3 separate regions of the Mus musculus genome follow, and all the other regions are linked to region 3. The links are chromatin loops, found by intact Hi-C in ENCODE. Cell type or tissue: left cerebral cortex. All regions are shown on one strand.

Region 1 (4,000 bases), 47 kb before region 3:
ATCATACTCTACTAGACAAGAAGAACTCAAATTCTTACCGAATGTTCATCTTTTTCATTTATTTATATGTATGGTTCTTTAAAATAAACTTTTTGGTTTTTACTTTTTAAATTAAAAAAATTGGTATTATATCACTTCCCTTCTTCCTTTTCTTCCTCCAACTCTTCTCATGAACCCACTGGCTCTCTCTCAAATGTCTGGTGCGTGTGTGCGCGTGTGTATGTGCATGTGTGTTTCTAAATACAATCTGCTCAGTATATATGATATTGCTTGTATGTCTATGATCTCAGGGCCCTTGGTATTGGAAAACCAAGTGAGGTGTTCTTCCAAGAAGACAATTTATTATTCCCCAATCTCAGCATTCCCCAGTTACCTGTGATTCTTTGTCTAGACTTGAGGCCCCAAAAGCTTTCATTTGTTTGTTTGTTTGTTTTTAAGACACAGTTTCTAAATGTAGCCCAGGTTGTCCTGAAACTTAACTCTGTAGAGCAGGGTGGGCTGGAACTCAGAGATCCACCTGTCTTTGCCTCTGAAGTGATGGGATTGAAAGTGTGTGGTACCACCATGCCCAGCTTAAATCTTTTTTTAAAATATATATTTATTTTATGTATACAAGCATTCTACATGCATGTAAGATTTGCATTATGTACATATCTGGTGCCAAAGGAGGTCAAAAGGCATCATTTGGAACTGGAATTACAAATGGTTATAAGCCACTATGTGGGTCCTCTGAAAGAGGAACAAGTGCTCTTAACCAGTGGATCATCAATCCAGTCCCAACTCTTTGGGTTTTTTTGAGATGAAGGTGAGGGGTCATATTTTGTAGCTAGGCAGGCTGACCTTAAATTAAACCCTTGATCCTTCTGTCTCAGTCTCTGAAGTGTTGAGACTCTTAAGTATATAAAACACTTAAGAGCATGCCTACATACAAACACACAATATTTTGAGACAAATTCTTGCTATGTTAGTCTGGCTGATCTAGAATTTACTATGCATACAAGGTGGCCTGAAACTTACAGCAATCCAACTGCCTCTGCTTCCCAGGTTAACTAGAGATTATTTATTAATCTGAGATTACAGTGTGTGCCACCATATCTGTATATCTACAAGTTGTAGTGTTGGGGATCAATCCTAGATCTCATGCATTATATTATATATTCTCTGGATCAGCGGGAAAGACGCATGGTGCCAAGCCTGACAACCTGAGTTTAATCCCAAGAGTCTACAGTAGAAGGAGAGGACTGACTCCTGAAAGCTGTCCTCTGATCTCTACATGTATGCTGTGGCACTAGTGCATCCTCCACACACCTAATAACATAATTTTAAAAATACAAGCTGTAAGCCGGGCAGTGGTGGCGCACGCCTTTAATCCCAGCACTTGGGAGGCAGAGGCAGGTGGATTTCTGAGCTTGAGGCTAGCCTGGTCTACAGAGTGAGTTCTAGGGCAGCCAGGGCTACACAGAAAAACCCTGTCTTTTCTTTTTTTTTTTTTTTTTTTTTTTGGTTTTTCGAGACAGGGAACTCAGAAACCCGCCTGCCTCTGCCTCCTGAGTGCTGGGATTAAAGGCATGCGCCACCTCTGCCCGGCGAGAAACCCTGTCTTGAAAGAAGGAAAAAAAAAAAAACAAACAAAAACAAAAAACAATACAAGCTGTGACAAATTATATTCCTAGAAGGTATCTAGAGTAGTTGACTCCCTATCAGATGCAATGGGATGCTGATAGTCCTGCCTTCAAGGGGTTGGGCTTATGGCTGCTTTCCAATTCTCCTAACCTACATGGACTCTTACAACTTCTTAAAAATGGGATGAAGTGATTCTATGTGACTTCTAAGCTAAGTAAAGTAAGCCATGTCCCTTCACCCTCCTCTCTTGGGATGTTCTTTCTTGAATCTAGTTAGCCATGCTGTAAGAAAGCCACACAGTCACAAGGAGAAGTGAAGTGTAGGTGTTCTGGCCAACAGCCCAGGGTGAGCACTCAGCCAAGTCAGCATTCACCACCAGACTCAGGAGTGAGCAAGCATTCAGATAATTCCAGTTCCTAGGCGCTGAGTCACACTCCTAGATACCCCACCTCATGCCATGTTAACGGAGACAAGCAAACCCATCAAATGATAATTAAAACAAACCTGCCTGCCAGGCGTGCTGACGGACACCTTTACTTGTTTTTATTTTTATTTTTATTTTTTTGGTTCACACAGGCCTGATCCCACCAGCACTGTTTTTATGCACAAGAACCCTGGATTTGAGTACCCAGCAACCAATTTCCAGCCCCAAATTGGGAATTCCAATGCACAAAGGCAGGGAGGACTTAGAGATCACACTTCCAGTCTCAAAGCTGAATAGCACTGAGGAAGTCCTCACTGTCCGTGTCTTGGAGGAAGCAGGGTAAGGCAGGAGGGCTTGGATGTGAAAGGATCTGGGCCCCCAAGGCCAGCTGGGACATACTTAGCTCTCTGCCCTTATGCATGATGTAAAAGTGGAAATGAAAACCACTGCTACAAGTTGTATGCCTCAGTGACCAGTCATAACAGGACTGAGCATAGTGTCTGATCCTAAATGGGGACCTGCATAAGTCATTGAGATGAATCAGCCTCTAGGAACCAGCAACCAGCTCACCTCACTCAGCACCTGGTCCACAGTATGGACACCTTCAGAAGATATAGCCCAGGGATCCGGCTTCCCAGCCAGCAGGACATCCAGCATGCCCTTCTGGAGGACCTCACCAAAGGACCCACTAGGGAAGTCCAGTGCTTGACATCCATGGTCTCCCAGCATAGACTGGGTACATGGGCTTAGCGAACTTTCATGGCCGCCACCACTACTGGAGCGTAATCTACACTGGTCATATTAGGGAAGCCACCAAGGAATACTCAATAGCTCAAGGCACTGTTCCTACCACCTAGCACGAGAATACGGTCCTCAGGACACAGCTCCGGCTCTAGGAGGGCATGGAGGGAAGCCAAGTCCCGGAACCACTTGCATAGGGTCCAGAGTTAGCCACATCTTTGTTGTGCTGGTCCCAGTACTGGACTTGGCAGCACTGGAAGTTCCTCTTGAGAAACTCCAAAGGAGACACAGGAGTCTAAAGAGAGGCCATGCTCCGGGCTATGCCTCAACCAGGGGAGGACTTAGGAGCCCCGACACACACCTTTTATCCCAGCAATCAAGAGGCAGAGGCAGGTGAAATGCTGAGTTTAAAGCCAGCATGGACTACATACATAGCAAGTTAGAGGTCAGCCAAGGCTACAGAGTAAGACCCTATCTCAAAAAAAAAAAAGATAATAGCTAGATAGTTAATGCTTTAAAAGCTACTAAATTTATAGTAATTTGTAATAAAATCATTAATTGTCACACAAGTTCATAAACACAATTTAAAAATGCAAAAAAGGAAACAAAATTATCCTATTTTACCACTAAATATTCAATATTGAAATATTCAAAACTTACCATTAAATATTAAACATTAAAGAATACTTAATATTCTTTAAAATAAAGAAAGTGTATTACCCACTGCCTAAAATTTGGAGTGCTTTGTTTTTACCAAGAAAAGTGGTTAAAAGTTTAAAGCCAGTTAACTAGTTGATCTAAACAAAAACAAAGGGTGCTGGAGAGGTGGTCTGGCCACTGAGAGCACTGACTGTTCTTCTAGAGCCAGGTATCATTCCCAGCACCCACATGATGGCTCAAGAAAACCTTTAATTCCAGTTCCAAATTCATCACTCTTATGGCCTTCTCAGGTAGCAGGTATGCATATGGTATACAGATATACATATAACACAGGCATCCAAGCAGGCAAAACACCTACACATATAAAGTAAAATTTAGGAAGACCATGAAGGAAGGACTTGTCCAGCAGTTAATAACCCACTGTCTTTTACCTACCTGCCTTGAGAAGGTATTTGAGGACTGTGGCCCACCAGTACTCCAGTCTGTGGCTATGTGGCTCTGGATCAGGATCTTGGTTGCCAAGGTGGCTGCACTGGCAGTCTCCCCTGGAAA
Region 2 (4,000 bases), 200 kb before region 3:
TTTTTTTTTTTAGGGAAAAGAGGGCTTCTAAGAATTTTTCCTTTTCTTTGTCACTTCTAACTGTATTTGAGATTGTATTCAACTATTAAGATTAGTGTCTTCTAGAAAGGAACAGGGCGGCCAGTTCAAAATAAAACAGTCCTATGAGGGGGGAGTGAGGATGATCATAGGAAAGATAAAAAAAATATATGCAAGGGACAGGTATGGGAGGGCTGCAGGTCAATACCACACCAGCATCAAGTGTATTTCTCATAGCCTTCTTATACTACAGTACCGAGGGAAGCAAAGCCATAGGCTAACAGAAACAATTGCTGAAAAATACACAGGTGACATCTATTCTCATCCAAAAGCCTCCCTGTTCCTTCCACCAAGGTCAATAGAATCTTCAGCCCCTTGCCTTGAGCCTCAAGTGCACCTCCTCTTATTGTTCCATGCCTCAGCAGGCCAGGAAATCTGCCATCAGACCCTCACCTGCCTTGATTCTGCCTGGCAGGCAGACTCACAAACACACACACACACTCACTCTCTCTCTCTCTCTCTCTCTCTCTCTCTCTCTCTCTCCCCCCTCTCCCTCTCTCCTCTGCTTCCAACATAGAAAATTTTAGAGAATCTGTCCACTGTATTTTTATAAATACAGAGAGATGGGTTCATTTTAGTTCAGCGTTTTCAGGGTTAGCAAAAATAATGTCTATTGTTGTGGGCTACAGGGTATTTCTCAGTGGTACTTGCATGCATTCTTAGCTGCCCTCACCTAACAGGCACACACACACAGCCCTATCCTGGCCAGAGTGGGGTCTCAGCGCCTCCCATCTTTGTCTTTTCTACAGCTGCTATGCCCCTCAAATCCTGGGTTGTCTTCCTACTTTGGCACCAACTGTTGTTTTGACCTTCTGTCTCACCGGTGGTTAGAGTGCACATGTGAATGGGATGTGTGTGTTGGGATGCAGTGTTGTTTTTTGTTTGTTTGTTTGTTTGGGTTTTTTAAATATATTTTTGTTTTGTTTTCAAGTTAATGCTGAACTCATAGAATGGGTTGGGAAGTGATGTACCCTCCTGGTCTCTTTTCTTCATTTACACCTAAGAATTGGAACATATGTGTTGTCTTGCTGTTCGTGTTTATTGAGTCTTCTTTCACATAAACAGGTTTTTCTAGTATTTATATATTGTATAATTTGGGTTATATCTTGGGCACTTTGTTTTCAGTTTTTAAAAATCAAGTATTTTATTTATTACTAGTTCTGTCAAGAGTTCAGGCCAGGAAATTTCATAGTGAAACTCTATTTAGAAAACAAGAGTCTGGAGAGATGGCTCAGCAGTTAAGAGCACTGGCTGCTTTTTCAGAGGTCATGAGTTCAATTCCCAGTACTCACATGGAGGCTCACAACCATCTGTAACTACAGTTTAGGAAAATTTGACACCCTCTTCTGGCCTCTGCCCCTGACTGACTAACAAACACACATACACACACAGTGCATAAATATACATGTAGACAAAACACCCATACACATAAAATACCTTTTTAAAATAGAACAAGAGTCACGGCCACATACGCTTCCTGGGAGATAGAGCAGTGAACTCGAATGGCTTCCAGATAGGATTTCTGGTTTCTTGGGACTTTTCTGTCTTTGTTCTTCCAGCTAGACACTGAGACTGTTTCCTGGTGTCAGGGCCAAAAGCTGGGAAGTCAGGGAGCTACACAAGACTCGTCTCATACCCTGATGAACACCGGCTCCCGTCAGAATGAAGATTTTGTTCTCCCTAAGTGCAGGGCTCCAGCCTCCTCTTTCCTACGACTTGGGGGTGGCTGGTGGCTGGCTTAAGAGAGACCAGTGGATCTCCCCTTGTCTTGCTAGTGCCAGCTCTGGCAGGCCTTGCATGGAAGTGAGCAGAAAGGAAGGGTTAAAGGCTACTGAAGCCACGCCACTTGCACTTTCCTAGCTCCCTGCCTTCTCTCGTAGTCCGCAGCTAGCTGAGGTTTGAGTTCTTCCAGGTGCAGCTGTAAACAGAGAAGAGACCGTAGAACGTGCTTAATTCTGTCAGCTAGACCTGGCCTTCACATTTGGGTCAGTTCTGTACATGTTTTAATTATGCTAAATTTGAAAACATCTGGAATGTTGGTACCCAACTCTATTTCTACCCTCGTTCATCTGTGCTGTTTCGTGTTGTTTTTTAATGAGTCTTAGGAAGCACAGCCAATTCCATACAAGAATGTTGTTTACTTTGACTTCCAGCATGAAGTAGAGCGAGCTTTTGAGCCAGACATTCAGAAGCAGCTTGCTGGGACCTGTTTGCAAGCAAGCCCTGAGGGTTTCTCCCAGCAGTGTTTGATTGTACAGTGTCTGCAGGAAGGGCGTGGGGGCCCTGACAGGGACAGACACAGAAGAGCCAGTTGGTTGTGATGCGTTTGTGACAGATGATCTGTAACTTTAAAGGCATGAGGTTTCTAGCACGGATGGCTCAGGTTTAAAGAGTGCTCAGTGCTGGCAGCAGAGCTCCTGACTCTGGCCTTTGGGGAGCCGTGGGAGCTGCTAAGCTGGAGACTTGAGAAGGCTTGCTTGCTGTTGATTGTCCAGACTAGGGGTGCTCCTTAAGGCTTTGACAATCATAGCTGACCAGTCTGAACTGGAAAGTTTTACATCCTTATTACAGGCAAATTACAATATAAAGAATGAAACAAACATGGTAAGTCAGAATGTCCAGGTGCCCATAGAGACCAGACATCTCCTGAGAACTGTTCAGTGGGGGTTCGAAAGAACAGCATATGCTCTTAACTACTGAGCCATCGTTTTTTTCTAACAGTAAAGACTCTTCCTACTTTTTTATTTTGACATCATGATAGTTCCAAAAATTTAAAGTAGAAGATAGCTGTTCAATAAAAGCCTACACACACACACACACACACACACACACACACACACACACACACACACAAACACACATATATATAAATTATACAGAAATTATTTTAAAAGCCTGTCATATAACAGATTCATTTGGTGCTACCAAAAACTTACGATACAAATAAACAACTACAAAGGAAACCATCACTAAACTAAGACACACAGGACCTATGCTTCATTTCAGGGGAAACCCCAAATAACCTCTATCATGTTAGAGGAGCCATGTCCATCTGCCATGTTCTGATTACATACATCTCTCCAAACCCTTTATTGCTCTTTTTGTCCATATTTTTTTCTTTCTATTTATGGGCCAGAGTAAATAATAAAAATTATCTTTATTGATAACTGTTTTTTGACAAGTGAATGCCAAATGATGTCTTTTGTTTATTTTTAAAAAGAACTTGGGACTGGTGAGAGCTCAGCAGGTAAGAGCACTGACTGCTCTTCCAAAGGTCCCGAGTATGTGTATATGTCTTTCTGTTTCATTCTCTGACTGCACCCAGGATTCTCACATAAGTATGTGCTGATCCCCAAAGCTGCATTTGTTCTGACATTTAAAAGGAGAACATGGAAGCCAGGCAGTGGTGCTGCTCACCTTTAATCCCAGCGCTCAGTAGGCAGAGGTAGGCGGATTTCTGAGTTCAAGGCCAGCCTGGTCTACAGAGTGAGTTCCAAATCAGCCAAAGCTACCCAGAGAAACCCTGTCTCAGAAAAAGAAAAAGTAGACGATGGACATGGGCTAGAACCAGTAATGTAGCAGTTGCCAGCGTGTGAAAGGCTGGTGTACCCCAGCCTCGACGAAGGACAACTAGAAAGCAGACTGTAGCACATACTGTTTCTCATGTTAAAAGTCTCCTTGTTTCTAAACTGTGGGATCTGTTGGTTACATTTGAGTTGTCTCTCTTCTAGGTCATCCACGCCTGGCTTATTATTTCATCTCTGTTGTTGCTGTTCTTTTTTTCGTTCATTTACTTAGGGTAAGTAATACAGGGTTTTGGTCTCTCTCTCCATTAACTCTGACATCCACCACTCCCTTAGAGCCATGTACCTTGCTGATGAATTAGTCTAAGTAATCATTTTTTCTACATACTGTATCTTAA
Region 3 (4,000 bases):
AAAGGAAAACTGGTAACAGGAAGGCACAGGTGAGGCAGCAGAGGGCCATCTGAGACACCATTGTTTCTCTGCCTCTGTTCCCTGTAAGTGTGCACGCCATGTTCTCAGGATCCACAAAAGTGGATCAGAATCAGAGGCTCAATGCAAGTCCTAGTAATGTCAAACTGTCCAAACTGCCGTTATCACCACCTGAGAACTACTGCAAAATAAGTAACTTAATTCCTCAACATTGAAGGGATACTTCTGCCATAGTGTGCAACTCAAAACAGTTTGTCAAACTTTTCTGACTGAAAGACATAGATTTTACACTGTGACTTAAAACATGTATATAAGAAGTTTCCCTAAACAAGATTTTTCTTTATCAAATGTGAGGCTAGTGTATTCTGTTTTGCTTTCAATAATCAATAAATTTTTTTAAGATCTCAAAAAAAAATGTTTGGGTTAGGGAAGTAGTACTTTTCGATAGAGCCCATGTCTAGCTTGTGTGAGATATTGAGTATCATCCACAGTACTTGGGGGGGGGGACCCTTTATAATAAGTTGTGTTCTCTTTCTCCCCCCCCCTTACCTCTTCAGCAAGATGGACAGGTATTCTGATATTTTAAGGCTGATTACTACTAGTTTTTATTAAAGCAAGTTGTCCTCAGAATATGACTGATCCCTTGAAGAACACTAAGCATCACTTGGGCTGAATTCTTGACCCCCACCCCTAGGCCTTCTGGTTCCGAAACCTCGGGTGGCGCCAACCAATCTGTATGAAGGCATTTCCAATCTTGGATACTTTCTATGTAACAAACCAGTACTGAGTTCTGCACCAGCCACCACTCTAAAAATTCTACAAATACATTAAAAAAAAAAAAACTTTTTGAAATACCTGTAATCTCAGCACTCAGGAGACAGAGGCACTTGAACTCTGTGAGTTTAGGAGAGCCTGGTCTATACAAAAAACAGCCAGAGCTTCTGCGCAAGACCCTTCCTCAAAAATGTATGAATGAATAAAAAATAAATACAATTTAAATCCCTGTAAGTAAAAACTGCCAGTATTACCAGATAAGTGATAGTACAAGAATTCTAAGTTATTTTCAATTTAGCAGGGTATGCCTATCCGCTTCATGAATACCCTCAATCTGATCCAGTCGGTTTTGCTCCTTTAGTTCGGCTACTCCTCCCCTTTTCCTCTCAAATTCCCCATCCTGTTGATGTCCTTATTTTCCAGTATTTTCGCTGTCATTCTAAAACTCATTTCTAAAGCCCTAGCTTCCAAGCCACTGTCACCTTGCTTTTAAGGACGGAGTCTCTGGTTCAGCTTGGCATATTAGTAGCAATTAGTTTCTCCTGTTCTCGGAAGCCCTCACCAGCACCATTGTTAAATGCTCGATCCATTGGCCTGGCCAGCTTCCTTCCACAAGACCACTCACCCACTCCCGGGCAAGTTTCCCCCAGATCTCTCTAACTCCCTCCCTCCAGGGAAATTACTCTTCCCCTCTTACCTCCATCCCATTTTGCTTAAGGGAACTTGCACTTTCCCGCTGAACCCTTACCCTAGTCTCAAATCCCAACTCGGGCGGCTTAAAGCCTTGGCTCCGAGGGTCCTCAGCTCAGACTCAGGTCCCAAACCCGCTGTGGGGGGCAGGGCGGCCGCGGCCCCTCCCCGGAGGAGTTGGTTCAAGGTCTCCACCCCGCAGACCCTTCCTCCCCCGACAGCTGCCCTTCTCTGGGGGTCGCGCCGTACTCGGTGCCTTTCCTCCGCTCCCTGTCACCCCCCGGACCCCGGCCGCCCTCGGTCTCCCCACCTCCTACTTCTCTCCGACAGGGGCCACTCCCAGTTTTGTCGGCCCCCGCGGCTCCCAGAGCACCGAGAAACCCCGGTATCCCCTAGACTCTCCAGCCCCGGAGCCGCTCGCTCCGGGTCCCCCCCTCGCTCGCAGACCCCCGCCGCTCGGGTCTCTTCAGGAAGTCGCGCACACACCGGCCTCCCGTCACTGTCCCCAGGGCCGCTGCCGGGCAGCCCAAGGGACCTCCCGGCCTGGCCCCCGCCGGAGTCCCGCGCCAACCTACCTTCCCAGCTCCAACTCTGCCGGCAGGAACCCCGCCGATCTCCCGCCGCGCCCGACCCCGACACGACCCGGCCCGCAGCCCTGGCCTCTCGCCCGCGGCCTCCGCCTCCGGAGCGCAAAGCTAGAGTTTCCGGCCCGCCACCGCCTCCGCACCTCAGGCCCGCCTCGCCCGCACTCACCTGCCGCTGGCCCTGAACAACTCCGGCGCCTCAGACTCTACCTCCGCCGCCAGTAGCCACCAAGCGCCACCACCTCCCCCATGACAACAGGCCCGCCCCATACCACACTTCCAACTTATCCATTGGGTGGAGGGGCGGCGGCCCTCTGCTGCGATTGGTTGACTCTTCCTGTCCGTCATCCTCTCTTTACCGCCCCTTTTCCTGGACCGAGTCTTCGCCCCCGCCCGGACCTGGACCGGCCTAGATCATGCTTTAGTTGTAATTGGTTGATGATTGGGCAGTTCGAAGTTATGATAGGCTACTGATAGTGTCTGTTACCTTAACTGGCAAGGAGTGTGCTGGCCACGGTTGGTTCAAGCCCTGTGCACAGTTTGGTTGCGCAGTAGAAAGCAAAGACGGGGCAGACGCTCACGTCCGAGGTTACCGGGAAGGGTTAACTCTTTGTTGTGGGGTTGGCGCAATCTACTCTTCCTTTTCTAGTTCTCTTCCAACAAGGGGAAAAATCTCTGCCAGCTTAAGGAGGGAGCGCTTGGAAAACATCGACTTCAGGGGTTGTGTTTAAGAACAGTCCAATTCCTCAGCCGAAAGGTATCTCATAGATCAAAATTTCCCTCGTGTTTTCTTCAAGTTTCCTTGAAGTTCTTTCCGGTAGTTTTCCATGCTTTAGGTTCGGGCAGAGCGCGGCTGTTTATTAAGCAGCAGTCGGGCTCCCATTGCATTTATAAATATCGCCAAGAAATTATATTTATAATTGTACCTGTCGTATTCTAGAGTTTTCCAGCTTCCAGACCCACTTTCCAGGGTCTGCCAAGTAACCAAACAACCATCATCAAGTTTTAAAAACACGGGCAGCAATTTATCCTTATAGTGATTTGGAAATAAGAATTTCACCGTGCCCCCACCACTACCACTTCCAAGCACAACTTGGCTTTTAAGTTTTGGAGCTCTTAAATAGTATTACTAGCTATCTGGCAGATACCAATTAGTCTCAGTCTCTCTTCTCTTCTCTTCTCTTCTCTTCTCTTCTCTTTCTCTCTCTCTCCATCCCTCTTCCCTCCTCCTTCTGCCCCCCCCCCCACGTTTGCTCTTTTTCTACCTCTCCTATCCTAAGCAGCCTAAAATAGAACCATTGAATGAATCGCAGGGTTTTTCCCCCATCACTTGGTACAATACACAAGAATAAATGATCGCATTTCTCGTTCATTTGGGTACAAGTCCCAGTAGGCATTTTTGAGAGATCTGGTGTTGCTATAAAAACTCTCTGCTCCTAGAAATGCATTCATCATTAGCTTTCTCTGCTTTTTCATCCCCAGCGCTTTTCCTGCTCCTAAATAAGAAAATGTGGCCTGATTACTCTTGCAGTTTCTAAGTCAAATTTAAATATACCTTCTCCACAACCCCACGGGGAATAGGCAAAGCTGTGGTAATAGATTTTTAAGGAGGTCTATGCTCTCAAACACAAGGTCTTGGAATAAAGGCCTTCCGGTGGATCCCGGAGTGGACTTTGGAAATTTTGTACTTTGCCTTTTTGCTGTAACTCCTGCCATATCTCTTCTGTTTATTAACCTTCTGCCCTTTACAGAGCAAGCTCCAGAATCTAAAACTATGTAGCTTATTATTATGAGGTAGGGGTTGTGGGGAGGGAGAGCTGTCTATATTTTTAGTTGAGCTGAAATAAACTGCATATTTCTATCATCAAACTAAGTGGAAATTATTCCTCCAGTAACTATACATAACAATGAAGTGGGGTGGTTTTTTTCCCCCT

What was found. Hi-C counts contacts between places; a loop is a spot of excess contacts. Peaks named below come from ENCODE experiments on the same cell type or tissue, not always from the same donor. Only the 100,000 strongest peaks of a DNase experiment are listed, where the experiment ranks them.
Region 1: a loop joins it to region 3, with 2.1 times the contacts of the local background. A loop is called at or near these places in 4 of 42 quality-filtered maps.
Region 2: a loop joins it to region 3, with 1.9 times the contacts of the local background. A loop is called at or near these places in 16 of 42 quality-filtered maps.

Annotation. Positions count from the first base shown.
Region 1 is chr12:83,872,785-83,876,784 of GRCm38, forward strand. It overlaps a transcript of Numb not described here and the pseudogene Gm3791. Among named protein-coding and RNA genes, the nearest start is that of Numb, 32 kb to the left of the region's middle. In left cerebral cortex, no CTCF peak of the experiment used is centred here; a DNase peak (open chromatin) is centred at 1,974; H3K27ac peaks cover 922 bases.
Region 2 is chr12:83,719,182-83,723,181 of GRCm38, forward strand. It overlaps Psen1 (presenilin 1), which reads left to right. Exons shown (of 12, transcript NM_001362271.1): 6 at 3,810-3,877. Among named protein-coding and RNA genes, the nearest start is that of Psen1, 33 kb to the left of the region's middle. In left cerebral cortex, no CTCF peak of the experiment used is centred here; a DNase peak (open chromatin) is centred at 2,345; H3K27ac peaks cover 749 bases.
Region 3 is chr12:83,919,583-83,923,582 of GRCm38, forward strand. Gm31386 (a long non-coding RNA gene) reads left to right here and starts at 2,306. Exons shown (of 3, transcript XR_381772.3): 1 at 2,306-2,823. It also overlaps a transcript of Numb not described here. In left cerebral cortex, a CTCF peak has its summit at 2,251; DNase peaks (open chromatin) are centred at 1,434, 2,450 and 3,617; H3K4me3 peaks cover 2,682 bases; H3K27ac peaks cover 2,656 bases.